Linked DNA regions of Mus musculus: region 1 is linked to region 2. A link is a loop called in an ENCODE intact Hi-C map of the cell type or tissue named here. Cell type or tissue: heart. All regions are shown on one strand. Each heading gives the region's core, and the rest is flanking DNA. Links, peaks and the distances in the headings are about the cores only. Region 1 has its middle 77 kb from the start of Gm5464. Region 2 holds the start of Ptk2b (PTK2 protein tyrosine kinase 2 beta).

Region 1 (8,336 bases), core at 271-8,270, 510 kb before region 2:
TCATGCTCAACTGTGAATGACAATGATCCTGTGAACTGGAAGCTCAGACTATAGGGAAAAGGGGGAGAAAAAGAAGAAAGACAACTGGGCACCAGAGTTTATTGCTCTGTTTCCTGGCTGCAAGCACCATATGACCAGCTGCCTCCTGTCATCATGCCCTCCTTCCCTGTCACCACAGACTGTACCCTCAAACCATAAGCCCCAATAAACTCCCTTTTCCCCCTTAAATTGATTTTCTCAGGTGTTCTCGTACAGAAACATCACTAATAAAGTCTCCTTCCGATACCACCACCTTTGTACAACAACTGCTAGGGACAGTCACCATGCCAGAAAATGTGGATTGGTGCTGCCTACTTTTAGCCTGGGTCTTCCTAGATCATATAACATGATAAAGATAATTCTTTGTAGGCATGGCCAGAGGGCACAATCGGCAGGATAATTCTAGATTCTGTGTGGTTGATAGCCATCACTAAATATCAGAGATAGGGTAGAACAAAACTAGTGAAGGGAACTCTTAGCGTGAGTCCACTTTTTCTAAATTGCAGTTAGTCTAAATGTATCCACGTTTTCTCAGTTGCTTTTGCCAGGTTATTTTATCACAAAGAAACAACACACTATCTTCTGCCTAGGTAAAAGGTATCTTTTGGCAACTTAATGCTTTGGCTCATGCCTTGAGAAGTGGCCCAACCAGGAGATGATATATGTATCCTCTTCCTATTTTGTAGGTGTTTTGCTTTAACAAATAGAGAGATCCATCTTAAATGATGAGCAAAGGTCACGTTCAATGTCATTTGCTAGCTCAAGAGCTTGGCAGGATGAAGACAATGCCTTGAATTTAGAGGAGAGGGGAGAGGCTTGGTTTAGAGACTTCAGGAGAAAAACAAGAAAAGTCTCAACTGATGGAATCACACCTGAGAGAAAGATGAAGGGTGAGATATGGGTGTTATCGCCTGCTGACCAGTGAGGTGAGTTATTCCTTGTGGTAGACTGAGAGCTCTGAGACCCTGGAGCCAGTTACACATCTCTGTGGATTTCAACCCCAGAGTATCTGCTTGCAATACCGTCCTCTATTCCTCCATTTGTCTTAGTGGCTAATGATCATTTTCTCCTATATACTACATCCCGACCAAAATTTCCCCTCCCTCCTCTCCTCCCAGCCTCCCCTGACTTTCCCCACCCCCAGATCCACCCCCCCTCCTCTGTTTCTTTAAAAAAAGAAAGAGCAAGCCTCCTCCTAGGGATATCAACCAAACATGGTGTAACAAGTTACAATAAGACCAGACACAAACCCTCATGTCAAGACTGGGCAAGATAAACCAATAGAAAGAAAAGGGTCCCAAGACCAGGCAATAGTCAGAGGCACCCTGCTCACACTGTTAGGAGTCCTCCAAGGACACCGAACTATACATGCATGTAGAGGGCCTAGCTCAGATCCAGGCAGGCTCTGTGGTTGTGGCTTCAGTCTCTGTGAGCCTCTATGAGTCCTGCTTAGTTGACTCTGTGGACTGTGTTCTCCTAGTGTCCTTGGCCCCTCTGGCTTCTACAATCCTTCCTCCCTCCCCTTCTGTGGAGTTCCCTTGGCTTTGCCTAGTGTTTGGCTTTGGGTCTCTGTATCTGCTACCATCAGTTGTAGCTAATGATTACATGAGTACTAATAATGTCAACATGGCGAAGAAAGGCAGGTAGTGTGATCTCTAAATATGGGTTTGGAAACAGCCTAAATAAGAGTCAAGCCTTCCAAAAGCTTTTTAAAAAATATTTTTATTTTATGTGTATGTGTGAGTGCCTGCATGTATGTATAAACACTCCATGTGTGCTGGTGCCCAGAGAGGTCAGAAGATGATGTCAGCATTGAAATTACAAGTGGCTATAAGCCACTCAATGTGGGTGCTGGCAGCTGAATCCAGGCTTTCTATAAAGGCAATGAAGACTAGTAACTGCTGAGCCATTTCTCTAACTCGAGTCTTATGTTCCCAGTAAATGACAAAGTTTGAAATGCATGGGTTCCGCCTTGGACATTTTTTTTTTTTTTGCTAAAGTCACTGTGTGTCATTGTTTGAGTGATATTATTAGGAGTCATGGCCTTATTGGAGTAAGTGTGGCCTTGTTTGAGAAAGTGTCACTGTAGGGGTGGGCTCTGAGACACTTCTTCTAGCTTCTAGTCTTCCCCAAGCAGCCTTCAGATGAAGATGTAGAACTCTCAGTTCCTCCTGCACCATGCCTGCCTGGATGCTGTCATGTTCCTGCCTTGATGATACTGGACTGAACCTGTAAGCCAGCCCCAATTAAACGCTGTCCTTTATAAGAGTTCCCTTGGTCCTGGTGTCAATCACAACAATGGAAACCCTAACGGAGACAGTGTGGATGGGCATGGGCTCTGTGGCAGTGCATGGATGTGCAAACCCAAGAGGCTAGAGTGGGCCACTCGCTATACTATGCCAGTGAAAGAGATGTGTAATGGAAGAAGCCAGGTTAGGAGATCTATTGCTGTGGTCACTGTGGGAAGAGGAACGCATCTAGAAGTTCAGCGTTGCCCCAAGTCTCTCATGAAGGTTCTTGAGGTTTAAACTTAGAAGAAGAATTGGGGGAAGGGGCAAGAGGTGTGTATGGTCACCGTCATGCATTGTCTGCCTGGCCACTGTTCCAGTTCAGGTTCTTCAGAATGGTTGAAAGGAGTCCTGATATTTATCATCACGTAGGGGGATCAGTCTGGCTCTTAGGAGATGTTTATTTCAGGATGCAGGCTTGCTCTACTTGATGGTTGTTCTCTGGGAAGTTGTAAGGAGCAGTCTGTCCTGAGAGGTTCAAGGTGACTGAACGTTTAGGATAATAACTGACCCCTGTTTTCAGACTGGAAGGGGGGTGAAGTGAGGCTAGACAGACAGTCCTTAAGTGATTGACATATCCATGTGCAGAGCTATACAGGTAGCCCGAGAGTAGAGGAGTCAGACACTGGATTGCACCCCGCATTTGGTTACCTGATGAGGAGTCAATGCTTTGTAGCAAAAACCGGTCTATGTTCTTGCTCACTGCTAGCCTAGCTCTGAGCTGAGGGTGCAGGATGCTCACGGAAGCTCTCAGCTTTGCCTTCTGAAGGGCGGCGGCCATGTGAGGTCCAGATGAGTTGGCTTATAAAATGTTCCAGGACGCATGCCAGACATAGGAAGTTTCCAGGGGATATCATTAGCCTTTGCTCTCCAGGTCTAGTGGGTGTTTAGCAGTCACATGATCTCATTCTATTTTATATGTGACTATCAGATCCTTGAGGACAGAAACACGTTTTATTCCTTGCCCGAAAGCACTTAACAGTTTCTTCCACTAACAGGTGCTAAGTGTCCAGGGGTTTACCTTATAAAACAGTGTGCTATCGAAAAACAGAAATACTGGCACTTCCCGGGTTTCCAGAATGAGCATCTTAGCCCTCAAGGTCATCCGGAGAACAACAGCCCTTTGCCTGGTGCCTTTAATTTCACTTTCACAGAGACCTGGTGGACAGAAGTGAGAGGTGTTGATTAGGGAATTCAGAACGAATGGCCCTTGGCTGTGCAGTGTGTGCCATTTGCCTGTAGATGGCGGCATTGCACGAGCCTGAGAGGAAGACAGCCAGCGCGCATGAGATTTCCGCTGCTCTGGGGCCAGCAGCTCCTAGCTGTGGGATCAAACAAACAAACAAACAAACAAAACAAACCACCACCACCAACAAAACAAAACAAAAAACTGGCGTTCAGGGACCTTGTTTGATCCAGAACTGGGTTGTACAGCTAAGAAGTCATCGAATGCATCAAGCCGTTTGGCTCAGAGTCTCAACTTGTTCTCTTAACAGGATGCATGCAATGCTACTAAGAATTTAAATGTAGGTGGGAAGGGGGGATTGGGATGGAGCCAAGAAAGGGAACAACATGATCAAAAATATATGGTTAAAAAAATTGTTAAGTGGCAAAAATGGTTAAGAACTGGTGATGTCCTGTGGCCACATATTCTCTCTCCCCTCCTTCCTTCCCTCTCTCCCACCTTCCTCTCCCCTCCTTCCCCCCCCCCGTCCCCTTCCCCTCCCCTTCCCAGTCTCCCCTCCCTCTCCTCCTTTCTCAGTCTTCCTCCTTAGTATCCCCCTTCTCTTCCTCTGTCTCCTCTCTTCCCCCTCTCCCTCCTTATTCTTTTTCCCCACCCCTCTCCTTCCTCCTCTTCCCTCCCAGTATTTTTCCGGTTCTTTTGAGCTGCACTGGGTCTTCACGCTTGTGTGGCAAATGATTAACCAATGAGCCGTCTCTTTTGTCTCGTAATGTATTTAATTTTTTTTCTTGGTCACCTAGCTGAGGAAGTTTGTTTGTTTTGGTTTTTTTTTGTTTTTTTTTTTTAAGTAAATTACTGTGTCTCATTTCTTTGAACAGTATGATTTTGAAATGAGGGTAGGTAAGGGTTTTTTGTCTTAAGAGAGTGGAGCATGTACATTTTAATGCACTAATAGTAAATGTCCTTTCAGATTTATCCATATCTCATATTTTAATGTTATTATAAGTTCCATTGTATACATAATCTTATGGATTAATGTTTACAACATAGTGCTATTTAATTAAAATTTTTTTTTTTTACATTTTATGTTTTGAAGAGTTATTTTATAAATATGAATCTTTTTTTTTTTGCCTGCATGTAATGCCTGTGGCTGCCAGAAGAGGGAGTCAGTTCCCCTGCACTGAAGGTAAGGCGGTTGTGAGCTGCAATTTTGAGGTTGGGAACCAAACCCAGGTCCTCTGAAGAAGAATCAAATGTTCTTTTTGGTTTGTTTGCTTCTTACGAGACAGGATTTTTCTGTGCTGCCCTGAAATTTTCTCTGTAGACCAGACTGGGTTTGAACTCACAGTGATCTGCTGAAGCAAATGTTCTTAATCATTGAGCTAGCTCCTTAACACCCTTATTTATTTGTGGTGTGTGTGTGTGTGTGTGTGTGTGTGTGTGTGTGCACGTGTGGATTTCAGAGGACAACCTTCAAAGCTGGTCCTCTCCTTCCACCATGTAGGTTCTGGGAGTGGAATTCAGGTCATCTTTACCTGCTGAGTCATTTCTCCAGTTCTATACATTATTTCTGTATACTGATCTTATAGTCCTGCTAATCTTCCATTACCTTTTCCCAAGCCTTCCTGGAATTGCATGTAGATGATCAGGTTGTCTACAAATGAAGGCATTTTTACTTATTTCTTTGGCATTGGTGCTGTCTCAGCCTTAACACATGGACTACATTTCCTAGAACATTGCTCAGAAGTGGATTGAGCTTATGCGCAAAGCATCCAGGCTCTGTGGATCCCCAGCATCTTTTGTAGACTATGTTTTACAGCCTGTAGATTGATTATAGCTTTTGTAGACTACACATAACAGTGTGGATTCATTGTATCCTTTTTTATCTTTTACTTTACTTTATTTATATGAGTACACTATAGCTGTCTTCAGACACACCAGAAAAGGGCACTGATAACCATGCAGTTGCTGGGATTTGAACTCAGGACCTTTGGAAGAGCAGTCAGTGCTCTTAACTGCCCAGTCATCTCTCCAACCCCTCACATCTTTTGTAGACTACATGCTTACAAGTGTGGATTCACTATATCTTTTGTAGAGGGCACCAGGCTTTACAAAGATGAAGATTTCCCTCCACTCATTGCTGAGATTTTTTTTTTAATTGGTAATAGACTTTGGCTTTTATCCAACACATTTTCTTTATCTATTGAGTTGATTTTTTTTTAAGTTGTTAACATAGCGACTCTCCAGATTTGATTTTCAAATGCTAAACCAACTTTGCATTGCTGGATAAACCAATCTTGGTCACGGTATAGTAGCCTTCTCTTACATTATTTGGTTCAATCCACTAAACTTTTTGCATCTATTTATGAAGATCGCAGAGTTCAGTAGTGATGTCTTTGGATTGTGTCAATGTAGTATTGAGTTCATAGGATATCTTGTTATCAGATTTTCCTTTCCATTTTTTTGAAAGAGCGTGTGCAGACTTGGTGTGATTTCTTCTTTTACCTGTGGTTACTTTACCACTGCAGCTGGTCAGACCTGGAGTTCAGTTTGTTCGAAGGCCTTTTAGGAAGTATCAACTTGCTGGGCGGTGGTGGCGCACACCTTTAATCCCAGCACTTGGGAGGCAGAGGCAGGTAGATTTCCGAGTTTGAGGCCAGCCTGGTCTACAAAGTGAGTTCCAAGACAGCCAGGACTACACAGGGAAACCCTGTCTCGGGGGGTGGGGGGAGGAAGTATCAACTTTCAAAAAACTAGAATTTTTACAAATAAAACTTAGGTTTACAAATGAAACTCGTCTTCATGCCAGGGCTACAGTACGTATGCTTCTTAGTTCCCAATGAGGGGAAGGTTCACAGAGCTTTCCAGTCTGATTTCTGTATGGCTAGATAACATGCTTTCTATGGCTTAACCTCCATTGTTTTCTGGCCCTAAAGATGGTCCATCTTGGACTGTGTTCCCAGCACTCTGGAGAAGAGATGTCTGTGTTGCAGGATGGGATGTTGTATGAGTGATACCAGGTCAAGCTGTCAGCAATTCACACCCTCCTAAGGTCCACTCTTGCTCGGTGTTAGGTAAGGGCTATTTAGTCTGGACTGTTAGGACAATGTCATAAAGGAGCCGGCAGCAATTTCCCTTCTCTTCCCGTTGTTAGGAGTCAATCACTGCAACACTCTCTAAAGTAGTTTTCAATAAAGTGCTTCCTGGCGGGCCACCTTATGGAAGCATCGTCCCATATGTCAGATGGGCAGGGAACACGGGGGTGTTACAATGTGTGATCGAGCATACAGTATTTCATTTGCTTGATGAATCATATCTCACATTTATTCAAATTTTAAGAGTTTGAACCTTATATGGTCCTTACTAATAAAATCTTACTAATAAAAATCAGAAAGAAACTATTTGGAATATGTTTTCAGAAATACAAAGTAGATATAACATTGGCTCTTGGGTTCACAAAGACATTCTTTGTCATTTGAAGACAATATAATTTGGACTAGTGAGATGTCCCAGTGAGTAAGGTCATTTGTTGCCAAGCCTGAGTTTGATCCCCACAATCAATATGGTGGAAGGAGAGAAACAACTCATACAAGTTGTCATCTTACTTTCATACTTGCTGTGTCATGCAGTCCGCCACCAAGTAAATGTAAAAAATAAATGTAAAGATTTTAGTAAATATAAAAATGTTAGTTTTTTTTTAGAAGAGACACTTAATTTCAACAAGTTTTACTGGACCAACCATCTAGCATTTTTACCCACAAAAGAGACAAATTCTAACTGTATGTGCTGTTTGGTTGTGTGAATTTGACACAAATGTAGTAACCTGGGAAGAGGGACCCCCAGTTGAGGAGTTGGCTCTATCAGCTTGGCCTATAAGCAAGTTGGGGGTACATATTTTAAATTAATGATTGACGTGGGAGGATTCAGCTCGTGTGGGCAGTGCCACCCCTGGGAATGTGGCCCTGGATTGAAGAAGAAAAGCAAACTGAGGGTCTCTAATAACTGGAGTGGGGAGGGGGCTGTCCCTGAATCTGTTGCCTGCCTGTGGATCTTGGTCACGTAACTGAGACACCTTGTCTGGCCTCAGTGGGAGAAGATGTGCCTAGTTCTACAGAGACTTGATGTGCCAGGATGGGGTGATACCCAGGGAAGAAAGGGATGAGGGATGGGAGAGGGACTGTGTGAGGTTGGGCAGGGAGGATGTGAGGGAGGATGTGAGGATGCGAGGATGTGATTGGGATGTTAAGTGGATAAATAAATAAGGAAAGAAAGGAAAAGCAAACAGAGCAAGCCATGAACAGCAAGCCAGTGAGCAGTGTTCCTCCATAGTCTCTGTTTATGTCCCTTCCTTGGCTTTCCTGGATGATGTAATGCGTGTAACCTATAAGCCAAATACGTGTTTTCCTCTCCCATGTTGGTTTTGGTCAGTGTTAGTTACAGTAACTGAAAGGCAAACTAGATCACTGCAGTCAATGTTATTTGCAAGACAAAGTTGATACCTTGTTTCGATTTTCATTTTGAGCAGTTTACACCTGGGCTAGCTCTAAGTATCTTCTGATGTATAACGTTAGTTTTGTGTCTATACAGCAGCCTGTTAAATCATTTGGGGCTTGTGTCCATATGCTCTGTGCTGCAGAGTGGTTTAGTTACAGAGCAGAAGAATTGTCTATTTGAAAGTCTAAATGGACTCACCCATAAAACTGTCAGAACCTGGACCTGTTACTGGTTATAAATATGTCCAATTAAAGGAGCATTTGATTTATATCATATACGAAGAGTGAAAAAAAAAGAGTTAAAACTTGGGCATATTGATGAGGTCTCCTTAA
Region 2 (8,336 bases), core at 329-8,328:
TCAGAGGGCATTTAGGAGGGGCAAGAACTAACAAATGACGCTCTGGAGATGGGTCGTTTTGCATGGCTGCCATGGGTAAACTCTGAATTTCTGGGCCTTCAGAGACCCCATCTAAGGATTGATTTTTGTTGTTGTTATGTCTTTCCTATCATTGTTAAATAGTCTAATGATTCCTGGGACTTAGCCCCACCCTATTGGGTAGATTTCCTGCAAATCAATGAAGATGTCCTCTCTTGTTGTAATGCTATGTAGACAAACTGATGGTTTCATAATTCCTAATAATGATTCTATAGAACTCCTAAATTTATACACGTAGTTTTGAGCCCTCTATAGTATGAAAGCTGCAATTAGAGTTCTGTAAATCTTCATGTGTCATGAACTAATTGCACTAGGATATAGAAAGCTGGCTTGGAACAAATTTACGATCAGGAAAACATTCCTTCTAGGCTAGCTGTGAAGCCATTATCTGATAACACAAGGTCATAAGCAATTCATTGTAGGTGTAAGGACAGAAAATAACATATTGGCTGGAACTATCAATACAAAACTTCAAAACTAATGAGACACAAGGTAGATGATTTGCCTTTTGACAAAACCATGCTGACTTTTATTTAACATCAAATTATTGCTTTTAAACTTTCAATGAACTTATAGAGCTAGAATATGGATAATGAATGTTTAGTTAGGAACATGGAAATACATGGAAACATTTCTTCTGTATCTCCTTATTGATTTATGATGAACTTTTCAACATGAAGATACTTGGCATACCATGTGGTCATTTGTCCTGAGAAAGTATAAGAACTAAGAACGACAATGGGAAAGGATTCTCCTTTTTCCTTCCTCTCAGGAATAAAGATTTGAGCCTCTTTTCAAAGTGAGTGATTTTTCTCTGCAAGCATGACTTTCTCTGGCTGGCAGAGTTAATACCTGATCTCAAATGGTATTACAGAGCAGTAGTCATAAAAACCACAGTACTAGCCCCAAACTGACACATAGGCCAATGGGATAGATAGGATGGAGGACTTAGAAATAAGCACGGGTACAGCCAGCTAAATTCTGATAGAACTGTCAAAAACACATCAGAGAACCAGCAAGGCCCTGAAGGGGAGCTGGGAAACCAGAATTTCCACAGGTACAATGAAACCAGATCCTTATCTCTACACAAAAGCAATTCAAACTGACCAAAGGCCTTAACTTAAGACCTGAAACTTTGAAAGTGCTAGAGAAAAGCACAGGCAAAGCACTTCAGGACACAGTCCCAGCAAGGACTGTAGAAGCAGGACCTGCTGAGGTTTGGTCTGTTGGCTGTGTATTGTAATGCTAAATTCCTTACCTGAATGAAGGTCTAGCTGCCAGCCACAGTTACCAACTTTTTCTGTGCAAAACTTGCTCCTTAACTTAAAACTATTGGTTAAATAAAAATGTCTACAACCCATTGCTGGAGGATTAGAGGTAGGTAGGTTTTAAGTTAGCTGGTTGGGTGAGAGAGGAAGAGGGACAAGGGAATGGGAAGGAGGCCACCACGAAAGAAGATGGACCGTGAGCACCTGGCCATGAGTAATAACAAGAATCTGGGGCAAACCTCTGGGAAGAAGCCAGGCCAGCCATTAGAAAAGTAGATAAGTGGTGACCCCCAGTAATTGTCAAAGCCAAATAAAATAACCACAGTCTGAGTCTCATTCATTCGTAAGCTAGATGTGGATAAGTTTAAATTATATTAAATTAAATTAGACCCTAAGAACACAAGCTCCCACGTTCTTATGACATCTGTCAATCTCAAGAATTGACAAATGGGAATACATGACCTTAAGAAGCATCTGCACTATGTATCAAAAGATGGCCTAGTCGGCCATCACTGGAAAGAGAGGCCCATTGGACACGCAAACTTTATATGCCCCAGTACAGGGGAACGCCAGGGCCAAAAAGGGGGAGTGGGTGGGTAGGGGAGTGGGGGTGGGTGGGTATGGGGGACTTTTGGTATAGCATTGGAAATGTAAATGAGCTAAATACCTAATAAAAAATTTTAAAAAAAAGAAGCATCTGCACAACAAAGGAAACAATCACTGAAGTGAAGAGACATCCTACAGAATGGGAGTGGGATGGGGTGGGGCAGGGAGGGGTGAGGTGGGGGAGGGCTCTGCCAGCTACATACCTGACAGAGAGGATTAGTATCCAAGCTACATAAAGAACTACAAAAACATCACAAAACTAAATTGTCTGATCAATAGATGGACAAATAAACAGTTCTCAAAAGAAGAAGTACAAAACCATCAATAAGTACTTGAAAAGGTGTTCAACATCCTTACCCATCAGGGAGATGCCAATTAAAACTACTTTCAGAGCCGGGCGTGGTGGCGAATGCTTTTAATCCCAGCACTCGGGAGGCAGAGGCAGGCAGATTTCTGAGTTCGAGGCCAGCCTGGTCTACAGAGTGAGTTCTAGGACAGCCAGGGCTATACAGAGAAACCCTGTCTCGAAAAACAAACACAAAACAAAAAACCAAAAAACCAAAACAAAACAAACAAAACTACTTTCAGATTCCATCTCACCAGCTAAGGCTAGCTGGTTAACAGAAAACGTCTGTGTCATTCAGCCATAAATCCTGAGGAAAGAGTTGAAAGAATACAAGTTAGACACCACAGAGACTCTTGATGTCCATGTTTGCTGGATCTATATGCACAGAAGCCAAGGTATAGAGTCCACATGGATGTCCACCAACAGATGAGTGAGAGAAGACAATGTGGTACACAGACACACACGAGTTTTATTCAGACACAGAGAAGAACAAACAATTATGTCATTTTTTTTCTGAAAAATAAATGAAACTGGACATCACTGTGATAAGCAAAATAAGCCAGACTCAGAAAAATATCAAACGCTTTCTTTTATATGCAGAATATAGATTTTAATAATTATATAAATTGACCTTGGTGGTGCTGGCTGCTTATTCTTCCTATTTAGCCAGAGGAAATAGTGAGACTGTCTAGGGCAGCAGTTCTCAACCTGTGGGTTGTGACCCTCTTTGAGACTCAAATGGCCCTTTCACAAGGGTCACCTAAGATCAACAGAAAACACAGATATGTGCATTGTGATTCTTAACAGAAGCAAAATTACAGCTATGAAATAGCAACAAAGGTTATTTTATGGTCGGGGCGGGGGGGGGGGGGTCACCACAACACGAGGAACTGTACTAAAGGGTGGCAGCGTAGGAGGGGTGAGAACCCTGGAGGAGAGTGAACACCAGCCCAACAGGCAAGACACTGGGTAGTGAGTTAGCAGCAGAGTACCTGTTATAATGAAATATGCTCGTTTTTTTAAGAAGTGACCAAAAAAAGTGCTCAGAGAAGTTTGAAGGAAATAATATGCCAGGTAAAGAATACAACGTGTGTGCACACAGAACAGAAGACCTTACTAGAGCAGAGATATGGCTGTAGTTCATATGTGTGCCCACATGAGGGCAGCACACACAAACCCAGCTAGTCTTCAACAGTCAGCCAGCTGCCATTCCCTCAGGTAGATCTCGCTTTACACCACAAGACGCTTTACCCACTCTTTCCCAAGTGCAAGGATTCAGAAAGCCACCCCCTGCCAACACCTTACGCCACCCCACTGCTCACACCCTCTGGTAGTTTTTTTTGTCCTGTGGTCATGTACCCCATACGCTGTTCACAGTCTTCACTGCTCCCCCAACTCTACCCCTCCACTTGTCTTTGAGTGCAGATAGTTGATAAATGGGGCCCTTCAGGATGGTAGAGAGGGTCCTGCTGGCCCAGCAGATGGCAGGGTATATTGTGGTGTTGAGGCATTTGAGGGTGGGTGACGCTAGCTTTAGATAGGGTTTTTAGTAGACATGGAGGATACAGCTAAAATCTACATTTTGTTACATCTTAAGACATATGAACTTTATAGCTTTAATTGATTTTATGATTATTGCTATTGGTTTTTCGGGACAGGGTTTTTCTCTGTAGCCTGGCTGTCCCGTAACTCACTCAGTAGATCATGCTGGTCTTGAACTCAGAATTCTACTTGCCTCTGCCTCCTGAGTTCTTAATTAATTAAGTCTGCTTTCTCTTGAGAAGCCATCACCACCACTCTGAAAGATGAGTGTTGGTAGCTTCTGATGGTCTCCTGGGGCAGCAGGTCTGTTGAACTTGGAGGTGGGGTAGGGTGAAGAAGTGTCATCATGAAAACTGTGGCTTTCACAGGGAGTTGGGCAGCTTGATGTTGCAGTCTCAGGACTGCTACTATCAGAGACAGAACTGTGACTAAACCCCAAACCCCAAAGGGCACAGGATAAAGATGTCTGGGGCAGGGTCTCCTGCTAAGTCCAGCTCACTGACCTCCACTTAGGAGAAAGTCAGAATCTTTCTCGGGCTAGAGAAGTAAATGATGTCGCAACTTAGTACTTTAGATCTGCCTCAAGTACCACTGCCTTACTGATGCAGTAAAGAGATGGCCAGCCTCTTCGGAGGGTCACGGATACAAACTGATGCAGGGAGAGGGCCACAGAAGAAAATCATTGTAAGGCTTCTCTAGTCTTTTCTGGTTTTGTTGTTATTAATGCTGGGTTGGGGTTGGGTTTTGGGGTTTGGGGTTTTTTTGTTTGTTTGTTTGTTTGTTTGTTTTGTTTTGTTTTGTTTTGTTTTTGAGACATGATCTCTTTCAGCCTAGCCTCATCTTGAACTCACCTCATAGCCAAGGATAGACCTCCAGAGCGTTGGAATTACAGATATCCACCACCTACACTCAGTATTATGCCTTTGGTTCTGGGAATGGAATCCAGGCTAGACACACATTCTACCGTCTGAGCTACATTCCCAACCCCTTCCCCGACTGTTTTGGGACTGTGTTCTGGTCCTCCAGGGTCTGGGCTCAGAAACCCAGTCCTAGGTGTTTCCAATCCTGTACCAGTCATATCGGGCATCCCTAATATTTATCTGACCTAGGGTGAGGGCCATTTCAAGGTGTGGAGCCATGGGGGCCACTGCTGAGAACATGGGTCAGGTCTGGTGACTAAAGGCTGCAGAGAAGGGTGCCTGGAAGAAGCCAGGTGTGGTAGGAGTTGGAGGTCAACCAACTGCAAGAGGTCCGGAGCACCTGAGGACCCCAATTGGGGCCCTAAGGCAATGGGCTCTGGCCCCCGGGTCAGCCGGGCAGCTCCAGGAATTGCAGGCGGCATCTATTTCAGAGTTTATGGTAAGAGGTTGGAGCCTGCACACACAGACAGCACACCCCACCCTTTAAGGAAGTGGAGAGGAGAGCAGCAGGGGTGTGGTTAACGACCGAGAGGAGGAGGGGGAAAAACAACCTGTCAGCCTCTTACTCAGCCTCTGCAGGCAGAGCCGCGCGTCCTACCTGCGGCGGCTGCGCTCACCTGGCCCAGCCCGGAGCCCTGGCCCGAGTCCGCGCCTCGCCCGAGGGTAAGTCCTGCGTGTTCCTACCCAGCGCCGGGGTCAGGGACACTTCGATCGCTCGACTTAAGTGGAAAGCTGGAGAGGGTCTACAGTTCCAGTCCTTCGGGAAGCTTGAGAATTCCTGGAAAGGTAGCCAAGGACCCAGAAAGTCGGAGGCGCGGAGCAGGTGCTTTCCCTGAGCTTGCCGCCCTGAGCTAGGGGGTTAGGGAGGGCGCTAGAGAAGGCATCTATTTTTGGAGTTCTTTTTAAGACTAAAGGGTGTTTCTCCCTTTTTGTCCTGTTATCTTATTCAGAGAGGGGCGACTAGGGGCACGATTGAAATCGGCTCAGCAACAATGCTTGTCTCTAAAGGTTGGATTTGGGAACTCCGAACCCAACCGAGGGCTTCAGAACCCAACTTCAGCTCTAGCTCAGACCTCTGCCCAGGCACGGCGCGCTCTTCTCCACAGTGCCCTTCGGCACCCATGTGGCCTATCTTCCCACCCCTGCACCACCCCTATCCCCAGCCTCTGGGACGTTTTGTTTTTGTTTGTTTGTTGTTTTTTTTCCCTGAAGCTGGAGCTTTAAGACAAACGGGGTTCTCCAAGAGGAACCATACCATAGTGTGTGTAGTGTGTGTAGTGTGTGTGTGTGTGTGTGTGTGTGTGTGTGTGTGTGTGTGCGTGTGTGTTCGTGCTGAAGTTCCAAAGTTCACACCAGCCGCACTGGCTCATTTTGAAGCTGCTTTCCCCATGCCCCTTGAGGGTTAAGTTCTGGGCTGCTGTTCCTGCTGCCAGGCTGTGCGTGGGCAAAGCTTTGGGTGGGTGAACAGCGAGCATATGGGTGACGTTCTGAGGCCCACCAAGTCCTGCCACCTGCCCTCACCCTCAGCCAGATGACACCAATATCTCCCATCACCCCTATACTGGAAGCAAGATTCCGATTCCGCTGTGCTCCTTGAAGAAACCAAGCTGGGACCTGAGGGTTGGGTGTGTGTGTGTGGGGGGGGGGCATTAGCCCGGGAGAATTGGAAAGCAGGAGGGAGAAGAACCTTAGCAGATCTTGTACCAGTCTGGAGCCCGCTGAGACAATGCATGGTTTGGAAAGGGTAGGGGTACCAGGCAGCCGCAGTGTGCTCAGGTCAACAAACTCTTGCGGTTCACAGTAGCTACCGGGTGGGGGCGGGGGCGCAAGAAATGCAGAGCAGGGGGTGGGGGAAAAGTGACTCACGACCCTAGGAAGGAAGGAAGAAGTCACATTCATAAGAAAGACCTAACTTTGGCAGGACAGTCTGCCTTCTTTCTTTCACTTACTAGCATCCTTCCTGAACCCAGGTACTCCTGTCAGGTGAGGGGAGACGGAGGAGCCTGTAGCTCCAGCTGCCCAGCTAGGGCGGAGCTAGGATGGGCGGGACTGTCGTGAGAAGAAATGAAGTTCCACCAATTACAGTGCCAGAGGGTGGGCAGGGCTGGGCAGGGACAGGTCCTGAATCTGTGGCAGAAGCAACTAAGAGAACTGAAGATCAATAGGGATTAACTAACCGAGGAGAAGAAAGCAGGTCAGAGCCTGAGAAGTACAAATCCAAGGGCTAAGAGCGGCAAGAGATACCGGGGAAACCGAAAGTAGCCAAGAAGCCCATCTTGTTAGGAGCCTAGAGTTCAGGGGCCAGGAGGAGCTGCAACCTTAAATAGAGGATGCTCCCCAGCCTAGGAAGGCGTGCTCAGGCTGCCATGGCAACTCCTCTAGGAGCAAAGCTTGGAACCTCAGGCTGCTTGAAACTTCCCAGGGTGCCTCCACTCCGGGATGGAGGTGCCAGATTTAGCAAATGAAAACATGGGGCATTCAGATTTGAATTTTAAATGTACAAATGTGTTGAAGACTTGGTTCTCAGCGTTAAGTATGTCTCATGCAGTATTTGGGATATACCTAATACTCCGGCGTTACTCACAGTTTATCTGAAGCTTTACTGGATGTCCTGAGTCTGTCTGGGACGCGGAGGCTGATGTTCTTCCGTCTAGACTGCGAACTAACCCAGCACCTCAAGAGCAGGCTCAGGGCATATTTATTTTGTGACAAATCCTGACAGGTCCAGTTGGAGGCTCATTCTAGGACTGGTCATGATATTGCTATTGAGAGAAGAAAAGCAGCACCCCAGACAGCTTACACATCTGCACAGCCGAGGGAGGGTCTAGGGACCGTGAAAGCAGCTTAGTCCACTTGGTAGTAACTTGGAAAGACACTGGACCAATGGTCCTAGATTCAGACCTATGGGGAAACTGTTGGATTCGCTGAGCCTCAGAGCCTATTTGTCGAGGTTTAGGGTAGGAGCCTTGATAATGTATGAAAGCCCCACTTGAGTGCTATGTATATTAACTTGAAACGACACATTCACAGTGACGGAAAGAGCATCCACAAAGTGCCTGGGGTGCCATCTTCTCCTGTTCGAATTTATAGAGTGTCTGGAGACCGCAGGGAACCTGCATTGGCTTGGTTCCTGTTTCTAGTGAGAAAAGTTTGTCTCTCAACAGAGGCGGGAGGGAGAGTGAGACAAAGTTATTTCCTCAGGGTTCCTTGCCCATCCAGGACCCTGCTTCAAAGACAGAAGAGACAAAGGGCTCTCTTCCTGGAGGGCAGCAGGTGGGGAGAGAGGACTGGCTCAAACCTTAATTAACTGGAGAGAAATATGGATGGATGAAAAGAAAATGTGCTCAAAACACCCAAAAATGCACCATAAAATTAGGTTTTCATTATCGTTTGTTTTATAATAACTTCCTTATTAGAAAACTCAAGCTGGGGCAAGAAGAAGGAAGGGCACCCAGTGAAACAGGTTCTGGCTTTAATGAGAACATTCCTAAGGAGACCTCCTAAAAGGGGAGAGAGAGAGAGAAAGGGAGAAGAGAGGGGAAGGGGGAGGGAGAGGGGGGAGGGAGATGGAGGGAG

Evidence for each region. Peaks named below come from ENCODE experiments on the same cell type or tissue, not always from the same donor. Only the 100,000 strongest peaks of a DNase experiment are listed, where the experiment ranks them.
Region 1: a loop joins it to region 2, with 2.4 times the contacts of the local background. A loop is called at or near these places in 9 of 42 quality-filtered maps.

The regions. Positions count from the first base shown.
Region 1 is chr14:66,787,195-66,795,530 of GRCm38, reverse strand. No RefSeq gene overlaps it. Among named protein-coding and RNA genes, the nearest start is that of Gm5464, 77 kb to the left of the region's middle. In heart, for the core only: CTCF peaks have their summits at 3,549 (motif pointing right) and 4,660 (motif pointing right); DNase peaks (open chromatin) are centred at 3,130 and 3,560; H3K4me3 peaks cover 216 bases.
Region 2 is chr14:66,277,970-66,286,305 of GRCm38, reverse strand. It overlaps Ptk2b (PTK2 protein tyrosine kinase 2 beta), which reads left to right and starts at 5,254. Exons shown (of 31, transcript NM_001162366.2): 1 at 5,254-5,423. In heart, for the core only: a CTCF peak has its summit at 3,446 (motif pointing right); DNase peaks (open chromatin) are centred at 5,295 and 7,115; H3K4me3 peaks cover 2,817 bases; H3K27ac peaks cover 1,765 bases; H3K27me3 peaks cover 713 bases.